Regions from separate parts of the Mus musculus genome. Here region 2 is linked to region 1. Evidence: chromatin loops called from intact Hi-C (ENCODE). Cell type or tissue: gastrocnemius. All regions are shown on one strand. Each heading gives the region's core, and the rest is flanking DNA. Links, peaks and the distances in the headings are about the cores only. Region 1 overlaps Prrc2a (proline-rich coiled-coil 2A). Region 2 overlaps Brd2 (bromodomain containing 2).

Region 1 (10,302 bases), core at 1,483-9,482:
GGTGGGGTACATCTTTAATCCCAGCACCTGGAAGGAAGAGGCAGGTGAATCTGAGTTTGAAGCCAGCTTGTTCTACATACTAAGTTCCAGGCCCTGTCTCAAAAACAAACAAAAGGCAGAAAAGGAGGGGACTTATGATTAATAATGGAGCTTACCTGGGAATTAGGAGGTCCAGGGCTGCCATAGAAGACCTCAGGGTACGGACGCTGACCTGAAGGGCTGGGCTCTGGAACACACTGCCCAGAACCCAGGCTCTTGGGCTGTGGCTCAGCTGAAGTAGAAGCACTAGGGAGCAGCTCCCAGTCTCTGGATATGGGAACGGCCTGAGCGAAAAAAAAAAGCCTTGTCAAAGTGGAAGGCCTACAGTCTGCCCTAGCGGTTCTCCATGCATGAGCCAACCCTTTCACAGGGGTCCCAATCAGATATCTAAACTATATTTCATAAGAGCAGCAGAATGAGTTATCACGCAATTAGATAACTTCAGTGCTGGGTTAGCCAGCACGAGGAGCTGTACTAATATGGCAGCTGCGAAGGTGAGGAGGCCCTGCCTCATTACTCTTACTGGCATCAAAGCTCCCTTCCCACCTACCTCTGTGGCTGATGCCACCAACTCCTTTTCTCCTTTTAAAGTGTCTCCGACCACTAGGCACAAGTCTGAGTCCTGTAATGTGTGGGAAGATTGTAGTTGAATTCAGACTCCCATCCCACTTGTCATCACCTCATACCCAAACGAGGACATGTCCAAGTGAAGCCCATTCAGACCTTGTTGGTAGTGCCAAACTCAACTTGAGAGCCCGGTCGGTGGGCTGGTCGGAGAGGGCCTGGCTCTGGGCCTCGATCTGTGCGCTGTGATCGTTCTGTGCCTATGGGACCAGGGGGCAGAGGCTGCTCCCGGGGCAGCTCCTAGATTGGGAAACAAAGTGTATTTGGGTGACAGAGAAACAAACCAAGAAAAAGCAAAGCACATTGGCTAAAAAAAGGACAGTCAAACTCAGGAGGGAGGAAGGGCCCTGCTGACATTCTTCATCCATCCATCGACTTTACCTTTCTTTCCCCTTCATGGGAAGCAGGTGGCCGTCTCCTAGGAGGTTCAGAGGGTTCAGAGCCAGATGCACTCTCACCAGGAACAGCATTCAGGGGTGAGGGTCCTCCAGGCCGCTTGGGGGGTCCCTCTGCTGACCCCTTAAGTCCTCCATCAGGGGAACTTCGCTGACTGCAGGGACCTGATGACACCTGAGAATCTCCACTCAGGTCCACTCCACTGTCAGACTGACTCATCTGCGAGGTGGAGAAGGAGCTAGGTAAAACACCGGACACCTGAGAAGTGTCACATACCAACAGAGGAAAGGAGACAATTCCAAGAGAACGGCCTCAAGGGCTATGTCTATTCAGAACAGGTGAAGAAACATGACCAACACTCAGTAACCTCCCTGCCACTCCGGTCCCAGCGTCTCCTTACCTCTGTGCCTGCCACATCCTCAAAGGGACTCAGGGGCTCCATCCAGGGCTCGATGGAGCCAGGCTGGTAACTCTTTCGGCTTGTGGCTAGAGAACACCAACCATGAGGCAGGCAGTGAGAAACTAAGACCCACCTCACATCACCACGCCCCACTCCAATCTTTACCCCCCCACCAGCTTCACTCACCAGTATGTAAACGATTCCAGATGTGGGGAGTTAGGGCCTCTGTGCCTGAATCTCTGGATTCTTCCTGAGGGCCTGGGACCTCAGGCTTAGAGCCCAAGAATCCAGAGCTATGAGAAGCTGGCACAGTTTCCTAAAGAAAACCAAGAAGGGCAAAATACAAATAAGCTGGGGCAGAATGAGAAGCAGCAGCAGCAGCAACAGCAGGGAGACAGAGACATGGGAGACAAGTGGTGATCGCTAATGAAGAGTCTGGGGTGAGAGTGAGCAGAACAGAATGTAAAAAGCATACAGAAAGCATAACCAAGAACCTTCAAAGGTGGGAGTGCAATGAGGCCCAGTCTCCAGCCCCATCCCTCACCTCCTGCAGCAGCTCCGGTTTTCGGGGAGGCCGCTCCCGCCGTTTCGGGGGGAAGGGATTAACCCCGGCAGAGTCCCGGGGAGTCCCGCCCACCCCCCTCACCATCGGCCCTGGCTCCTCGAAGTGGGGGTCTGGGGAAAAGGGGAAAACTGTCAGCATCTACCTCATTCTACCACTGACCCTAGCCTGCTCTCCCGACTCCACCTCCCAGTCCTTCCAGCTCTGCAGATCCCAATAGCAGGGGCCCCATGACAAACTCCTGCTCCCCACTCCAGCACTTGACCTTTGGGGATGGAGTCATTCCCACCCGCTTGCCTCCAGCTTACCAGAACTGATAGCGCTGCTGGCCCTTGGGGGGTCATAACGGGTTGGGGGCCGAGGGGAGGAGCCCTGAGGGGCTTGGGGAGGCCCAGGCTTAGGCCTTGGGTGCCCCCCTGGTGCAGTTACATTTCCTTGGCGGCTGCTAAGTTGGGCCAGAGCCTGTTGGATTCCAGCAGGGTTGCTATGGATAACTTGGTCCAGGCGGAAGACAGCAGAACTGCTGGGGGGTGGCGGAGGCAGAGGAAGTCCCGGAGGTCGCTCCTCAGGAGGACGGCTGGAGAAAGCAGAGCATCAGTTCCAGGGCTCACTAAATTCTGTAAGTCAAGCATCTACTGTCGCTTCACTACTAGCATCCTATCTTCTCCTGATAAAACCCTTTCCAAGCTTCCTGTTCACAACAGTGTGTTGAGAAAACCAGAACAAAACACGCATGGGGACTGCTAACTCTTTAGCTGACTGCCAAGATGGAAGATATATAGTGCCTTTCTGATGCCTGACTTACTAAAAAAACTCTAACTCCCTGGCACCCACCCTCAACCCAGCAACCACACTACTACTTAGCCATCTACTCTTACCCACCTTCGGTTCTTGGGAGAGGGCCAGCTCCTCTTATCCCCTCGTCCTGGGCCGGTCCGTCCCCCAGGGCCTGCACCACCACCTCCGCTACTGCCACCACCACTGCCAGTCTTGCCCCCAGTGCCTGGGCGCCGGTTTTGACGATCCATGCCTGGCCGCTGACTTGAGAAGCTCCGCTTGCTCAAATCCTTGGCTCGTTGGCTCAGGTCTCCACGAGACATGGCTGAAATGCCTGGTCCAGCCCCACCTGCATTGGCCCCAGGAGTCCCCACAGCTTTAGAGGTCATAAGTGCTGCTGGGGGAGTCTCCTTGTCACCCCGGCGCTCACTGGCAAAGTCGCTGCTCTCTGATGCAGTCTCCCATTCCTCATTGGCTTGGTCTGAGTTCTGGTTTGACAGATCAGGAGACTTAGCAGCTGTGCGGCGAGGGGGTGGGGGAACTGTGGCTGCTGTTAGTGTCTCCTCAGGTCCAGGGGTAGAGGCTGCAAGGGTTAGGGAAGGGGGCTTGCCATCAGCTCCTCTGGCAGCGTTTTCACGTTCTTGTTTCAGCCTTCGGAAACGAGGTGGTTTGTCCTGCTGTTGAGCCCTGCCATGTCGCCTCCGTCGGGGTCGCTCCCCATCTTCCATGCCTACACCCATGTTGCCAGCTCGAGACATGGGGGACAGAGGCCCTGAGATCAGCTTCTCTTTCAAAGGTTCTTTACTTGGAGGCAAAGGACCTGTTGGAGGTTTCTTTGGAACCAGAGACTTGGCAGGAGGGCTCCAGCCTGAGCAAACAGGAGGGGGCCGCCCCCCACCTCGGCCACGGCGTGATGGTACTCCTCTTGGAGTGAAGACACGACCACCTCGGGCAGTGGAGAATCGGGCTGGGGCTGGTGATGGAGGAGCTCCTGGTTGTGGGGGGGCAAGAGGGACCTGACCAAGCACTCCCTCTTTGGGCGGAGGGGCTTCCTTGTCAGAGGGGGCCAGGTCACTCTCATGAGTCTCACTGCCTGTTTCAGAGCCACGCTGGCGGCGTCTCTTGGGGATTTCTTCATATTCTGAACCCTCACTTCGTGTCTCACTGGCAGTGCGGCCTCGGGGAGCAGAAGGATGGTTTGTTCCGCCTGAACCACCCCCACGCCCATCGTCTCCTCGGAACTCTCGGTAACTTCGGAATTCACGGCTCCGGGCTCCCCGACCCCGGCCCCCATAGGTCCCCCGAAAACCCCTTCCTCTGGCAAAATACTCGCCTCTGCCCCGACCACGGCAAGATGTAGGACCTACTCTTTCATAGGAATAGTCCCGCCGAAGCCTAGGTGCAGGAGACAGGTTTCCACCTGGTGGGGTTTCTTTGGGGCCCACCTTGCCCTTAGCTGTCTTGAGTGCATCTGGCTTTGGGACCTTGGGGGTCTCATCCCCCTGTTCTAGGGACTTAGGAGGCAGCTCCTCTACTTTCACAGGTGGTGGTGGCTTCTTTATAGGCCCAGCTCTTCGAGGAGGGACACCTGGCTCCTCTGGAGGGATTCCACGGCGACAACTGCCTGGTCGGGGGCCCCAGCGAGTCTCAGTACGATTCTCTCTCCGTGGTGGTGGTGGGCCTTGGCCTCCACGGGCAGGCTTTCTGCCTGCTTCTGGCCCGGACAGCTGTGGCGGTTCCTCCTTCGAGGGTTCCTTCTTGGGCGGTGGAGCCTGCATCTTGGCAGCTTCATCATTGCCTGGAGGCCAGGGTAGTGGGCGGGGTCCCGGGGGAGCAGATTCCTCCAGAGGGAATCTCGAGATTGGGGGCCCAGGAGTTCCATTCTCTGGAAAACCTGGATAATTAGCCAGATAAGGTGGGGGCGGGGGTACCGGAGGAGTCTCGCTCCTGAAGAGAAACAGAAGAGAAGTTTGTTATGAGAAGGATGAGGACACGCAGAGAAGAACTAGGATCTAGACACTCCTTCCACGGGCACCCTATCACTTCAGACAGCCCACACTACTCACAGGCCCTCCCTAGCAACTCACCTCATACTCTTCTCCTCCTCATCTGCTGCCTGGCGCAGTGGTGAGGTAAGAGGACGAGGATCAGTGGGTGTGGTGGTAAAGACATCTCCAACCCAGGCCAACTTGGGGTCCACTGGTGGGGTGCCCCTTTCCCGCAACAGAGGGGGTGCATGGCGTTCAAATGGCTCTGAGCTTGAGCCCCCACTGTCTGAGCGTTCCCGGGGAACCAGGCCTAAGAAAACAAAGAAAGCACCTTGCATAGGCCTTAGATGCTAAAAGCACCTCTGTGTGAGAACCTGTGTGCAGCACCTGCAGCTCCTGTTCTGTGAGGGTTTGCCTTTCTCATGAAAACAAGTCAATCACTCAGCTGTGAAGTAATCAAGCCCCACAAATAAACTGTGCCCAATGAAGGATCACTACCTCTTCCCCAAGCCTATTCTCACAAGCCCCCTAGAAGTGCTAGGCAGATAGAACACCATGCTCCCTGGCTGTCCCACAGACAGTATTCCCTCCTGGGACTAAGGAGATCACCGGCACTCTCATGACCCGTACCAGAGGGATGCACACCAGGAGGGTAGAAGTCCAGAGGGGGCCGGCCCTGGAGAAGCCGAGGGTCCACGTAAGGAGGAATCATCATCCAGCGGGGGTCAAAGTTCATTGGAGGCATTGGTGGGGGCCGGCCCAGAGCACCTGGGTACAGGGCTTTGGGAGGTGGGGGCGGTGCTTGTGGGGCAGGTACAGCTCCCAGGGTCACAGGTTGTGGTGGTGATGGGGGCACTGGGGCAGGAGGGGCAGTGCCTTGTTGCTGCTGCTGCCACTGCTGTTGCTGCTGCTGCTGCTTCAGGAGCTGCTCCTGCAAGTAATGAGACAAGATGAAAAGGTTACCATAGCCTACATACACTCAAGACCATCAGTACAGAGAAAGTTAAGGCAGTGGCATGACAAAGATAGGGCGCAAGGGAACTGTGCTACAACAGAAAGACGAACCCAGGCCTGAAGGCAACACATGGAAGGATGCTGAAGAGACAAAAACAGCCCCAAAGTGAAAGAAAAAACTTGGCATCACCTGTTGCTGCCGCTGGAAGCGAGGAGGCAATGACTTCTGGTATTTGGGGTAGCCCAAGCCCTGACTGGGGGGCTGGCGAGTAGAACCAACCCCATCACCTTTGGGTTCCATCTTTGGGGCTGGGGGTGTGGTAGGTGGAGGAACCTCTTCTGGTGGTTCAGGACCCTCTTTTGAAGGCAGTTGGGGTTCCACTGCATTGAAGAACAGGGTGACTTGGTCCATTACAACAGTCAAACATCCCAGAAATTCCACCCCCAGTTAAGTATTTAACAAAATACGAACTGAATAAGTGGCCATCCTGTTTAAGAACCATAGAAATACTTTAAAGTGTCAAGTATTCCTGTGACACCACCAGAAAACACAAAACAGGAACCAGAAGTTCTGTTCTACAAGATGCTTAGATTCTCCTCCCACATACCCCGCCACTCACAGTTCAATAGCGTAACCTAGCACTCTCTCCCACTGACACCCATCTTTACTACCCACTATCCCCTTAAGCCTAGCAGACTTGACACCCAGTAAGCCCCATCCCTTTCTTCATACCTGGGCTGGCTTCGAAGCTGCCACTGCTGTTGCTGTTGGCAGTGCAACCACCCCCACTCACCAGAGTGGGAACTGGAGCCACCCCTGGACTGGGGGCGGCCTGCACAGGAGGGGCTTGTGCCGGCTCTTCAGGTTCTTTCTCTGGTGTTGGGGTAGGTGTTGGTGGCAGAGCTGGAGCTGCAGGAATTTCTTTGGGGACTACAGGTGGTAGAGCTGGGGCAGCAGGGGTAACAGGTGGGGCTGCAGGCTCTGCCTTGAGCCGCTTGTCAGGTGCCCCAAACTTTTCATCAAGACGCTTAAGTTTCTCAGCACAGGCTGCCCGGCGCTCCTCCTGCATGCGTCGCTCTTCCTCTTCTCTGCGCCTTCGAGCTCGTTCCACTGCCAGGGAGATCTCTGAAGAAGATTGCTTCCGACGCTGCCGCCATGCCTCATCCTCATCCTCAGGTGCTGGGGGTTTGCAGGGAGGACCCCCTCGATCCTGGCAATGGGCAGACCCAGCAGGCCAGGCATGTCAGTCACTCTACCTTCTACCACCTCTTTCAAAGATCAAACAACTGTCTACAGCTACAGGATAAAAGAACCAGGCCTGGGAATTAATGGTCTCTGTCTGGGTGGAGACAAATTCCTCACCCTTACCTCTGTTCCTTTTTTACTTTGGAGGACCAATCACGCAGGCCTTCCCTTCCCAGCATCCCAGCTCATTTCAACTCCCCGAGAACCAAAGGCTCCCCAAACTTTTCTCAGATACAACCCTAGTCCTGCCCTAGCTTCTTGTCATTACTGTCAATTATTCAGCTGATACCCCCACAACTGACCCTCTCGGCCCGAAATTGTAGATACTCACTGGGTAGTCCCCAGGGGGCCCCCAGTTCCCGACTGGCCCCCGGTGAGGTGGAGGTGGGGGAGGCTTTGGGGTAGGAGGAGCTGGCTCTGTCTCTGAAGGCCGAGCATTCTCTGTCCAGGCTGTCTTGGGAGGGGGCAATTCGCTGCCAGGGGAGGTGCCCTTTTTGCCATCTGTCTCAGGTTCCTCAGCAGCAGCTGACTGGGAATCCTTGCTGTGGGCAGATCACAGTGTAACTAAGCTCTGCTATAAGCAACCCTTCTATGAGGCTAGCGCACCACAAGAAAAACAGTGCCTCCCTCCCCTGGGCCCTAACTCACTGGCCCTCAGCTCCCTCCTCGTCGGAGTCTCGTCCATCTTCCTCATCGCTGAATTTGAGCTTTTCAGTATAGTCAACCTCTTCATGGGCCCCTGAGGTAAAAAAATGAACATTTAAGTAAACTAAGTAATGTGCTCTCTCAGATAGCTTCACAGAACGCAGCAAATAGTCTGGAACTACAACAGCAGATAGAGTCAATGCTAACCGTCCCCACCACATGTCCTGACGTCCTCACTCCTCAGTACTTGGCAGTACTAAGCTTTCTATCATTCCCTCTTACCCTTTCACATCTGCCTTCCTCTCACACGACCCACCATTTCTTCTTCACATTTGAGAACCCAAATAGTCATAGTCACCTGCCCAACCATCATCATTTTCCTGGTCCAGTTGGTCAAACTCTTTAAGATTATCCTCTTTAAGAATAGAAGGCCGACCCACAGGCTCTACAAGGCGCATTGGTGGCCCTGAGCCCCGGGGGCCCGCCACACGGGGAAAACGGCTGCATATTGGAAAAAAAAATTTGGAGGGGGGGATGTTAAATATAGCATGTAGCAGAATCACATATAAAACTGAACCCCTAGTTAGAAAAACCATCTCTCCAAGTAGCCTTACCCTGTTCCCCTCCCCCAACAACAAACCCAGAATCTGATTACTTACCTGGGCCCATCAGGAGTCGGGTATCTATAAGGCCCCTGGGGTCCATAGGGCGGAGGGAATGGGAGATATGGGGGATACATCTGCAAAACGGCCCAACAATAGCTGCTTAGAGGGGGGACATATAGTCTACCAGCCCTTTAAACGTATCCTTCTACCCCCTCATCCTCCCACCCCCATCTCATTGGGGTCTACTTTCTGTGTCTTCCAAAGACTAAGTCCTAACCCTTAACACCTGGCTCTCAGTGCACCACTTCAAGCAACACAGGCACACTCACAAAGGGCGGCATCATCCCGCGGTAGGGAGGGAACTGGGGTGGGCCTGAAGGCTGCAGCCCACCCCGGGGATCATGGCCATGATGAAGTTTGGAGTCCGGGCCCTCCAGGTCATCAGGGCCACGCCCACCTCCGTCCCTCCAAGTTGTAGAATCTGTAGTTTAGAAACGCAAAGAGGGAGGAAAAGATAAGTTACCACTGGTCTAGGCCAAGGGGATGCATCAGAAAGACGGGGAAGGAAGTGAGTAACCCAGCACGCAGCCTTTCCACAGAGCAGGCGCGACCCTGGTCTGAGGGCAGCTACTCACTTTGGGGGCGGAGGCTTGGTCCGGGCCCAGACGACTGTTCGGCAGACTCCCTTTCCTTGGCAGCCTTGTCCTGGTCTCCAGCCGCCTGCAGGGTCGGAAATTCCTCTCGAGAGAATCGCGACAGTAGGTTTGATGCCCTTCCACCTGTTGAAATGAGGGTATACACCAGATGGGGTCACTTCCTGAGCATGTACATAAAAGCGGGAGGCTCTAGATCCTGGGTGATTTGGACACAAGACGAAGGATCTCTCCTCAAAAATGCATGGCCCCTGCCTCCCTCCCATATGCTCCAACCCTCTTACACTCACCATCTCCATGGGCTCCATGGGTGACACTGGCTTGTGCCCAGGACTTTACCCCGCTTGGAACCGAAGGAGTGTTCTGGGGGAGCAAAGGGACAAATGGTCACAGGGAGGGCAGAGTAAGTATCGTAAGGGTCATTCTTCCTCATCCAACCCCTCGAGTTCTCCAGGTACCTCGGGGGCTGTTGGGGGTCGTTTCGGCTGGTTGGAGGCAGGCGTCTGTGAAGCCGGCAGTGGCTGCGATTCCGGCGGCTGAGCGGTTGAGGCATCGGAACTGGGAGAGCAGGATGGAAAGGTCGTGCAGAGTGAGATGCCACTTCCTTAGTTCTCTAAGTGGTACAAAGCTGGGGCTGACCCAAGCCTAGCTACTATCTACAAACACTAGGACAAAGCAACTGGTACACAGGCCTCGCCTGTTTCTTCCTGTTTTCTCTCCATCAAAGTTTAAGGTTTCAATTCTTAGTCATCTAACAAACTAGGTGCAGAAGGTGCTTCTCTCAGTCTCATGCCTTAACACACTCCCCAGCTCAAAGCTACGAGCCTCAGGAAGTCCCACAGCTATCTACCTCTTGGGGTCGGACTGCTCCTGTTTGCTTGCCCATCCTGTTCCGTCTTTCGGCACTAGTGAGACATTGGGGTCATTGCCTTTGTTCTCGGCTTTCAGGCTTGGAAGGTTGGCTGGGGGTGGCATGCGCCGGGCAATGGCAACTTTTCCGAGACTCTGCAGGCCATGTCGAGGGGCAACTGAAGAAACGGTGGAGAGAAAAAGGATCAAAAAGACCTCACACGGGAGACCTAACAGCGTCCCGTCAACAAATCCCGTTTAGACAACCCTACCATCTTTTCACTATAGGCTTCTCTCAGAAACCATTCCATTACTCAATAATCTCTTAAGCTCTCCTGGGAAAGGTGAGATACAGCATAATCATCTGTGGGATGGTTGATCCTGAGCCTGCGGGGGGCAAGCTGGTCCAAGACCTTTTCAAATCCACCACATTACTTTGCCTCCGATTCTTACGTGTCCAAGGACAGGGAACCAAAAACACGCCTTTGTAGGAGGATAAGCTGTGTTTCACCCAAAGCCCAGCACCCCCTTCAGCACTGAAGATGAAACTGAGAGGTCTCCAGT
Region 2 (10,158 bases), core at 2,159-10,158, 1.0 Mb before region 1:
GAGTCCTAAGTTTATGGAAAAGCAGACAGTACTCTTAACTGCGGAACCATCTCTCCGGTCTCATAAATGTTTATTTTAATTGTATGTGCATATAAATACAAGTATAAACAAATATTAGAAAAGGCCAGAGGCATCAGACCCCTATGGAGCTAGAGTTATGAGCTGCTCTGTGTAGGTGCTGGGAATTACACTGGCAGCCATTGCAAGAGCAACGGATATTCGAGTACTATACCATGTCCTATTTATGAGTCCAAGATGAAGACTGGTTTGTTTTACTGAGACGGGGTCTCACTATGTATCTCTGGTTGGCCTGTAACTCTCCATCTAGACCATTCTAAGCTCTAATTCTGAGAAATTCCCCTGCTTCCACCTCCCATGTTCTGGTGTTAAAGGCGTGCAGGACCATTTCCAGATCAAATACAGTTCTTTAAAGTGTAGCACATCTTTACATCTTTATTGTTGGCATCCGTTGTAATGTTTCACTTTCACCTATGAGCCTACTAAACAGGGACTTTCCTTCCTTCTGTTTAATTTGGCTAACGGTTTGTCAACTTTGTTTATCTTTTTAAAGAACCAACTCTTGGTTGCTTTTTGTTTCGTTTTCATTCTCTTCATTTCTCTCCTGCGAATTTCCCTTCTACTGCCTTTGGATTAAGTTCACTCTTGTTTTCCTAATGTTTTAAGGTTCATGGTATCGCTTGGGACAGCTCTGCTTGGGACGGTTCTGCTTTTGTAGCGGGGGCAGAGTGGAAACCTTCCAATCAGGACAGCCTTCGTTTTTCTTTTTTCTATTCTAGTACTTTAATTTTTTTTCTTGATTTTTTTCAATGACCTACTCATCCAATCTCCAAGTTATTTTTTCTGTAGTTTTTCTTGTGGTTGATTCCTAGCTTCGTTCCAGAAAAGAATACAAATGGAAAACGGAGCAATTTACCTTTCTGTATGTGTGTAGACTTTCTTCTTTAGAGTAAGTCCTGTGGCCAGCTGAAAAGACTGAGTTCTGTGCTGTTTGGGTGGAGTGTTCTGTAGATGTCCTTCAACGCCTTTGCCTGGATGACCTGCCCCTTGTTGCCAGTGGGGTATTTATGTCACCCACTGTTTCACTTTTTATTTGGTAGTATTTGTTCTAGGAAACCGAGGGTACTGCTGGTTTTTCACACTTAGAGTTGGAATGCCAGCTTGAGGGATGGTTTCTAGCATCAGCATGGCGTGATCCTCCTCATTCCTTCTGATGGGTTTAGTCTGGAGCCTGTTTGGTCAGATATTGGAACAGGAACTCCGTTGCTTGTTGCTTGGGATTCCTATGCCCACCTTTCCTGCTTGATGCTCCAGTGTGATCCTTGTATGCAGCAAAAGGGAAGCTCCTGTGCTCTGAGCCGCTCTGCTGGTCTGTGTCTTTTGGATGGTGGACAGAGACCACTAAGATCCAGTTATTTAAAGGTGTGTGCTAATTGTCAATTTGCTGGGTTTTGTAGTGTGTGGTGTTTTCCCAATCCCCAATTATTGCTGTTAAGGTGTCTCATTTTTTAAAAAAAAATTTATTTTATTCTTTACATACATTACATCCTGTACTGGCTGGTTTTGTGTGTCAACTTGACACGGCTGGAGTTATCACAGAGAAAGGAGCTTCAGTTGAGGAAATGCCTCCATGAGATCCAACTGTAAGGCATTTTCTCAATTAGTGATCAAGGGGGAAAGGCCCCTTGTGGGTGGGACCATCTCTGGGCTGGTAGTCTTGGTTCTATAAGTGAGCAGGCTGAGCAAGCCAGGGGAAGCAAGGCAGTAAAGAACATCCCTCCATGGCCTCTGCATCAGCTCCTGCTTTCTGACCTGCTTGAGTTCCAGTCCTGACGTCCTTGGTGATGAACAGCAGTATGGAAGTGTAAGCCGAATAAACCCTTTCCTCCCCAACTTGCTTCTTGGTCATGATGTTTGTGCAGGAATAGAAACCCTGACTAAGACACATCCCAACCAAAGTTTCCCCTGCCTCCACTCTCCCACCAACCCCAAATCTATTAATCCCTGATACCAAACATGGCGTAACAAGTTACAATAAGACTAGGCACAAGCCCTCCTATCAGGGCTGAGCAAGGCAACTCGGTATGAGGAAAAGGATCCCTAAAAAGTCAGAGATGCCCTCACTCCTGATGTTATGGGTTGCAGAAGAGCGCCAAGCACACCACAAGAATACCACCTAACCAAAACATGTATGCAGAGGACCCAGCTCGGACCCTCATAGAGTTCATGAGTGTCGCTCCAGTCTCTGCAAGCCCCTATGAGCCCTGCTGAGTTGATTCTGTGGGCCGTGTTCTCATAGGGCATCTTCCTAATTTGCCCCGTAGCCTCGAAGATGCCCTTCTTTCCTGCCTACAGTACTCTATCATCCTCTGTAGAGCTGTCTGTGTGGTCATATGTCCTTTAGTCTGCTTCTGACAGGGAAGTTTCATTCCTCCCCCAGTTAAGATTTTGTTTGGTGTAGTTGTCTAGGCTAGCAGCTGCGGTCTCTCGGAACTTGAAACATCCTCCCGAGACGCTCTGGCTTTCAGTTTCCATTGGAAAAGAAATCAGCTGCTAGCTGACAGCGTGTGTATGGTCCTTCTCTCTTCCAGCTTTCAGTATTTGTTCTTTGATCTATTTAGTGGGTCGACCATCACTTGATTTTTCCCTTCTCCTTTATTTGGTTGGTTCTGTCATTCCCTTATGTCTGGATGGGGTGGGTGGGTGGGGCCTTTTCCCTCTAGAGTTGGGAATGTTTTTTTAGATTTTATTGAAGATGCCAGGCGTGGTGGCGCACACCTTTTAATCCCAGCACTTGGGAGGCAGAGGCAGGAGGATTTCTGAGTTCGAGGCCAGCCTGGTCTACAAAGTGAGTTCCAGGACAGCCAGGGCTATACAGAGAAACCCTGTCTCAAAAAAACAAAAAAACAAAACAAAAAAAAATTTTTTTTTTCTATTGAAGATATTTTCTATGCTTTTGGTATGGAATTCTCTTCCTCTATGTCCACAGTTCTTGGCCTGGTCCTTTTGTGGTGTCACAAAGATCTCAATTGTCCTACTTAAGAGGTTCTTAAAGATTACCATTTCCTTAGTGGAAAATCCCTGTCAAGTCTTCAAGAGGTGGTGTCCTGGCCTGCATGCGACCCCTCCCACTGAGCTTCTGCCCTGCTGAAGTGTCTATTTCACATCACTTTGGCCTTTTTCTGTTGAATTGATCTTATTTCCTGATCGATGATTCAGTTGTTTATGATCCCTTGGGATCCACTCCTCAGTTCATTTCTGAGCTGTAAATTCCCTGAATAGATTTATAACCATTTTAAATTCTTTCTAAAATTTTATCTAAGTAGATCTCATTAGGGACCATTACTGTGAATAGGTCATTTAGGGAGGGGCATACTGTGTTGACTTTTAGCTATTTTTTTATTCTCTTGCCTTTAATTTCCTCCATTATTAAATATGCACATCAAATCTTTTTTCTGCAACTAGCTTCTATTTTTCCTCCTCCTCTTCCTCCTCTTCTTTTTCCTCCTCCTCCTCCTCTTCCTCAACTCTTCCTCCTTTTTTGTTTTTGTTTTTGTTTTTTTTTTTTAAAGACAGGATTTGTGTAGCTTTGGCTGTCCTGGAATTAGCTGGCCTTAAATCTACAGAGATCTATCTGCCAGGTTCGGCCTCTCTAGTGCTGGGACCAAAGGTGTGTGCCACCACTGCCCAGGCTAACTTCTTTTCTATGTTTGAGATTTATATGGTCAATTCCAATTAACAAAATCATCAGGACTAACAAAAGACAATAGCAAAGGCAAAATGTTCCCAAAATGTTACTAGGACCTCATAACTCAGTCTAAAAGAATTCCCCCTCCGTCCAGCTTGTCCTACAGCTGAGCTGAAACCAACAGTAGGGGTCTCCCCTTACCCGTGCTTGTAGAACAACCACATTCCGTTTGTGCCTCCCCACTTCTTAACAGTTCTTTAGCTAAATTCCTTTGATTGGGCTTTGTGAAACATTCCAGCACTACACAATAATAGTTGGCAGATTCTATATTTAAAAGGGTTGGGGGCCAGCAGGATGGCGCACACAGGTAAAGACTCCGACCCAGCTGCCAAGTCTGGTATCCTTATATCTCTGACCCACATGTGGAGAAACTGATTCCTGCAAGTTGTCTTCAACCTCCACAATCACCACGACACACATATGTATGTAATCTTAAATTTAAAAAATGTAGACAGACCGTATCTCTAGCTGCTCTAGCCCCCAAAAGCCCCGCCCCTACCCTGAATCTGGGTGGTGGTGTTGGGGGGCAGCTCATCTGAAGTATTTGCCTGTATCGCCAGGGCATCCCCAGAAAGTTCCGATACAGAGTATAACTTTGAAATCAGACTCATCCTGGCTCATCCACTGAGGTTAACTGTAGAAAGCCCCTGCCCTCCATTTACCTAGCTGCTCTCAGAAGCAATATCTGTCTTCATTCTTTCCGGCCCTGAGTTTTCTCTCAGACACTCAGCTGAAGACGCTGGGGAAACCACAGTTGGGTTCTGGGGTGCTGAGAGAGCACGTGCTGAGTTAGCCCAAGAGGCAGGCTATCAGCAGATTTGTGACTAAGGTCACTTGGTGAAAACAGGTCCAGGGCAAAAAAAAAAAAAAAAAAGTACAGAGAACACAGAAGCTTAGAAAGTTCTCAGGTCGTGATCAGACACCAGGGACTTGCGGGATAGGCAGGGAGTTAGTCACAGGTGCAACCAGAAACTGGAACCACAGACGCTGGGCAGCATTACTCTTTCTCACATCAGGAATGAATGTGGGACTGAGCAGCACACGCGTGGTTTTCACTTGCACTTGGCACGTGTGATTCTACTACACTTACACTTGGCACATGTGTGATCCTCCCCTTGTATTTGGCACACTCATGTGATCCTCCACTTGCTCTTGGCACACACATATGATCCTACACTTATACTTGGCACACATGTATGATCCTACACTGTGCTTGGCACACTCATGTACTCCTACACTTGGCACACACTTGTGATCCTCCACTTGCACTTGGCACACATGTATGATACTACACTTACATTTGGCACACATGTGTGATCCTATACTGTGCTTGACACACATGTGTGATCCTATACTGTGCTTGGCACACACATGTACTCCTACACTTGGCACACATGTGTGATCCTCCACTTGCACTTGGCACACGTGTGATCCTCCACTTGCACTTGGCACACATGTGTGATCCTATACTTGCACTTGGGAAATAAGAGCAGGATGACCCAGGGATCTGAGGCCATCCTAAGCTACAGGACTCCCTGAGAACCCAGCCTGCCACAGGAGGACTTGTACTGTGGGTACCATAGATTACCATCATTTGCCTACTGCAATGGTAAGGATGTAGTGTGTGCTGTTTCAGCTCTTATTCCTGTATGGCTATATCTTAAGTGAAAGCAAATAAGCAAATTCTAAAACCTTGAAAATATATGAAATATTTTTTTTTCAAACAAGAGGAACGAGGCTGTCTTCAGTTTAGTTAGTATCAATGGCGGATGAGAAACTAGAACTACACTGGCCAAGGAAATGACGATGCTTGCAGGAATCCTCACCACAATTCACCTCTTCAGGAAAAGCCACGGGCTGGAGAGATGGCTCAGAGGTTAAGAACACCGACTGCTCTTCCAGAGGTCCTGAGTTCAATTCCCAGCAACCACATGGTGGCTCACAACTATCTGTAGTGAGATCTGATGCCATCTTCTGGTGTGTCTGAAGACAGCCACAGCTATAGTGTACTCATATAAATAAAATAAATAAATCTTAAAAAAAAAAAAAAAGGAAAGGCCAGTCAGTTCTAGGACTGACATTGCAGGAAAGAAAGTATTTCATAAATGAGCAGTGCTTCCTCATAGCCATTGATTCTGAGGTGGGGGAGCTGCAGCTAATAACAGCATTTCATTCCGGCTCATAAGACAGGAAGATCAGGACAAACTTGGGGCCAGCTTTGTGTACACAGAGACCCTGTTATAAAGAACAGGGCTTGGCAACTCCCCTCCCCCCCAAATACTACCCAAAAGTTCATGCTGTTCGAGGCTAAATAGATCCTTTTCTTTTCCAACCTCAACTCAAATGCTAGTTCATCTGACAGTATTCGACATTCTCACTTGGCAAATAGGAATACTTCTGTATTTGCATGACAGAGAAACAAAAGCACTTAAGAGTCTGTAGTCTGGTGTCTAACAAGAAAAGGTTGGGGCTGGTGAGATGGCTCAGTGGGTAAGAGCACCCGACTGCTCTTCCGAAGGTCAGGAGTTCAAATCCCAGCAACCACATGGTGGCTCACAACCATCTGTAACGAGATCTGACTCCCTCTTCTGGAGTGTCTGAGGACAGCTACAGTGTACTTACATATAATAAATAAATAAATAAATAAATCTTTAAAAAAAAAAAAAAAAAAAAAAAAGAAAAGGTTGGGAGTTATCTTGACCATGTTAAAGTTACAGGCTTAGTACCCCAGAAAGGGAAGACTTTAAAAAGGCAAGCAGAAATGAGACGAGGAGGATGGGCCCTGAAACGTGGTGGCTAGCTGGACAACTTAGGCCGGCAAGGCCTAACTGACCGGGGAACAAGAGAGGAAACAAGCCAGGGTCACTAGGCTGAAGCTTGCATGATAAATCCCGACCTCTAGGATTAACAGCTGACTGTAGAGGTGCACATGTGTGTAAGCACAGGGAAATGCTTATTACACGGATGACTCGCCAGGTTAGGGATGTACCTCAGTGATACCTGGCACCAAGGGGCATGTTTGGAAAGCAGGTCTTTGTGGACATGTTGAGTGTTAGCAGCCCTATGAACACTACCATCAGGCAGTTGGACTGTAAGGTCTATAGACAGACTGGATAGTTGCTCAGAGAGTTATCAAGGTGTAACAAGGGATATCTTCCTCGAAGCGGAGGCTCTCTCCAGCAAGGGCTCAGGTAACAAGAGACAAGGCCTAAGACCTTATCTATGATCCTCCACAGTACAAGAGTGAAGGCTCCTGTTAAAACATGGAAGAGACCCCACAGACGAAATGAATGAAGATTTAAGTGGAAGTCACAGGCATGACCAACAGATGGCACCAAAAATCCCAGTCTCAGGTAAGTTCCTCAGTGTGTGCCAGCGCAGCGAGCGGCCCCTCAGTCAGACCAGCTTTCTACTGCTGGGAAAGCTGTTTTATCTACAAAATCCCTGTTCTAATGCAGTGAAATCAACCTCCACCTGCTGCTTCAACCTCAGTAGCTGCAGCTATACACAGACAGCGGTCTCCTCGCCCACTTTCCGAGCATAGCAGTAAGTAAGCCCTTGTAAGCCCAGTATAGAGGGTATAGATTCTGGAGCCAGGCTGCCTTGTCAAATCCTATACCTCCGTTGACTATGCTGACTTGGGGCAAACTGCTTAGCTAGCTCTTGAGCCTCCCTCCCCCTCTAGCACCCCTCCCTCCAGTCTACTGAGAGGTTATTACAATACACACCTTGTCTAAGGTTACCATGACAACCAAATTGTTTCTGGCACTGTGCTTGGCACACACTAATTGTTCCTTGTGAACTATCAGGAGATGCCTGCTTTATAGAGCTGCCACTGGCCATGTGGGTGAGCACTCATCTTCCATTTTTTTCCTGCTTTAGCTTGACTTTACTCAAGCCATTTCTTCTACCATTTCTAGCCCCCTCTTTTCTGATCACAGAAAGCTGTCTTACTCCAGCCACATCTTGTGTCTAACTAACGTGCTGTCTTGTGTACACAGAGAATAGGCTGGCAGTGCTAGAGACCCACACCATGGCCTCCTAGGCACTTATCCTTCAAGCCAACCTGCTCTTTGGTCCCGCTAAACCAGTAGTTCTAACCAGCTCTGGCACTTGTCCTGGGAGTTTTTCCATCTAAACCATGAGGGCTGGACTGGGATGTAAGAGACAGCAGGCACCAGCTCCTTCCCAGTGCCAGGCTGATCCCAGAAAGGCAGCGGCTGTGGAAGGCAGAACTCCAAACCAGCACAGAAGGAAATACCCGGCATTCCACCATCAACCCTGGCCTCCTTACCAAAGAGCATTAGAAACCCAGACGAGCCGGGCGGTGGCAGTGAACGCCTTTCATCCCAGCACTTGGGAGGCAGAGGCCAGCCTGGTCTACGGAGTGAGTTCCAGGATAGTCACAGATAGAGAAACCCTGTCTCGAAAAAACAACAAAAAACCCAAAAACACCCAGATGAAGTCCAGACACTTAGAGAATGCCTAAGAAGAGAAGGTAGGACCTTTGACCAGATGGGGAAGGAGGACGCTGTTTGGGAGATAAACTGACCAGAAATTCCTGGGAGTGCAGCACATGTTTGGGGACCTTTTTCAGTTCCAGAGAGGTTGACCCAGGCCTTCCTTCTCTTAAACTGCTTTAAGGTTGTTCTTAAGGTGTCCTAAGTTATGCTGGAAGCCAACCTAGCTATTAGTCTGAGCAGAGCAGGTATTAAGCTACTTCTAGTCTCCCCAAATTACTTTTTCTAAAAAATTACTTTATGTATAAGTACACTGTGCTGTCTTCAAACACACAAGAGGGCATCAGATCTCACTAGATAGTTGTGAGCCACCATGTGGTTACTGGGAATTGAACTCAGGACCTCTGTTAAGGTCAGTGCTATTAACTGCAGAGCCATCTCTCCAGTCTCTCACCCTCCCACCTCCTTTTTTTTTCCCCCAAGACAGGGTTTCTCTGCATAGCCCTGGCACTCACTTTGTAGACCAGGCTGGCCTCCAACTCAAATCTGTGCTGGGATTAAAGGCCTGCACCACCACTCCCAGCCTTTTTTTCCCCCCCAATTACTTTTAAACCTTATAAAAATTTCCTCAAATTTCAATTGAAATCCCTACTCCATTCCATTTGCCTTTAAGTTAAATTCCTGTCACAATCCCAGGGAAATTCCTCCCACTTTTAAAGACCTCTGAATTCACCTTCTTAGGTCTAGGCTTAGCTGGCTTTCCTTCCTGTAGAGGTTAACTGCTGTTTTTCACCACCTTCACCAGTCCTATCACTCTTACTCTCCACTTGCAGGTATATATTGACTCACTTGTGGCAGAATGAACTGTCACTATTTTGGACACTCCTCAGCCTCTGCTCCCATTTCCTTTGGTACACTAAACTAAAGCCTCACTTTGAAGAGCTGTGCATCACACAGCTCCTGAATGAAGACTTGGAACTTAAGACAGAGTGGAGTGCCTTATAACCTGGTTGAACTCAAACTAAGCTATCCCCTTACCTGTTTGGTCACTGATAGGTACTTAGTACCAGTCCTTGTCTAGCACTCTAGGCTTCAATTCTTAGCACTCTTAAAAGACAGACCTAGGGGCCAACTGGGGGATATAGCTAATGATGATGTGATACCCAGCACCGAATCAAGCAGAACAATCGCCACCCACCCCAGCACCAATAATACTCAACCATTTCTTCTGAGCCACTTTGAACACAGAAACAAATCTCACTAAGAAAACTAACTCAAAACTTCAATAATATTTTCTTTATTTACATGTTAGACTCAAGAAAGAAAAGACAGTCTTGGGGCCAACTGGAGAGGTGACTAAAATCCCCAGGCCCCAAATGGAGTGGAAGTAAAAGGGAAAAGTAGAAAAAAAAAGTCAATGTAAAAAACAAAAAGAGCTCCCTCTTCTTCCCTCCCCATGGAAGCTGGAGGGAGGACCACGGCTACACACCCCCAGCCTTACCACATAGCTTAAATAAATTAAAACCTCAAAACAGGGCCCTTAGAAGTGAACAGGACAGCTACAGCTCAGGGGGCTTTATGCCAGGCCTATCCCCACTCCCACCCATACCCTTGCCCCACCCCCATCATCCTCAACAGGGACACCACACCCAAGAGGGCTAGGAATTCAATCGTATTTTGTCCATGTCCCTGCCTTCCTCCCCACTGCAGAGCCAGCTCTCCTATGGAGGGGTGAGATGAAGAAGCGTCACAGCAAGGGAAAGTGGGGAAGGGTGGTTCAGGGGTCCGGTCCTGCGGAGCCTTCCTGCCCCATCTGGCCTGGCCCCTTAGCCCGAGTCTGAATCGCTGGTGTCTGAAGAAGAGGAAGATGACGACGAGGAGCTGGAATCTGAGCTGGAACTAGAAGCACTGAGACGGGACACTGCCACTTGC

What was found. Peaks named below come from ENCODE experiments on the same cell type or tissue, not always from the same donor. Only the 100,000 strongest peaks of a DNase experiment are listed, where the experiment ranks them.
Region 2: it touches region 1 in a loop (2.8-fold over the local background); 2 of 42 quality-filtered maps call a loop at or near these places.

The regions. Positions count from the first base shown.
Region 1 is chr17:35,152,463-35,162,764 of GRCm38, forward strand. It overlaps Prrc2a (proline-rich coiled-coil 2A), which reads right to left. Exons shown (of 31, transcript NM_020027.3): 3 at 9,740-9,917; 4 at 9,348-9,447; 5 at 9,180-9,252; 6 at 8,872-9,015; 7 at 8,566-8,717; 8 at 8,291-8,370; 9 at 7,990-8,132; 10 at 7,635-7,725; 11 at 7,318-7,528; 12 at 6,474-6,951; 13 at 5,931-6,121; 14 at 5,417-5,717; 15 at 4,886-5,096; 16 at 2,904-4,745; 8 more. Gm23442 (a small nucleolar RNA gene) reads right to left here and starts at 10,234; the gene lies at 10,101-10,234. In gastrocnemius, for the core only: no CTCF peak of the experiment used is centred there; a DNase peak (open chromatin) is centred at 4,604.
Region 2 is chr17:34,102,523-34,112,680 of GRCm38, forward strand. Brd2 (bromodomain containing 2) reads right to left here. Exons shown (of 13, transcript NM_001204973.1): 13 at 9,497-10,158. The coding sequence ends at 10,053. Among named protein-coding and RNA genes, the nearest start is that of BC051537, 12 kb to the left of the region's middle. In gastrocnemius, for the core only: a CTCF peak has its summit at 7,094 (motif pointing right); a DNase peak (open chromatin) is centred at 7,148; H3K27ac peaks cover 753 bases.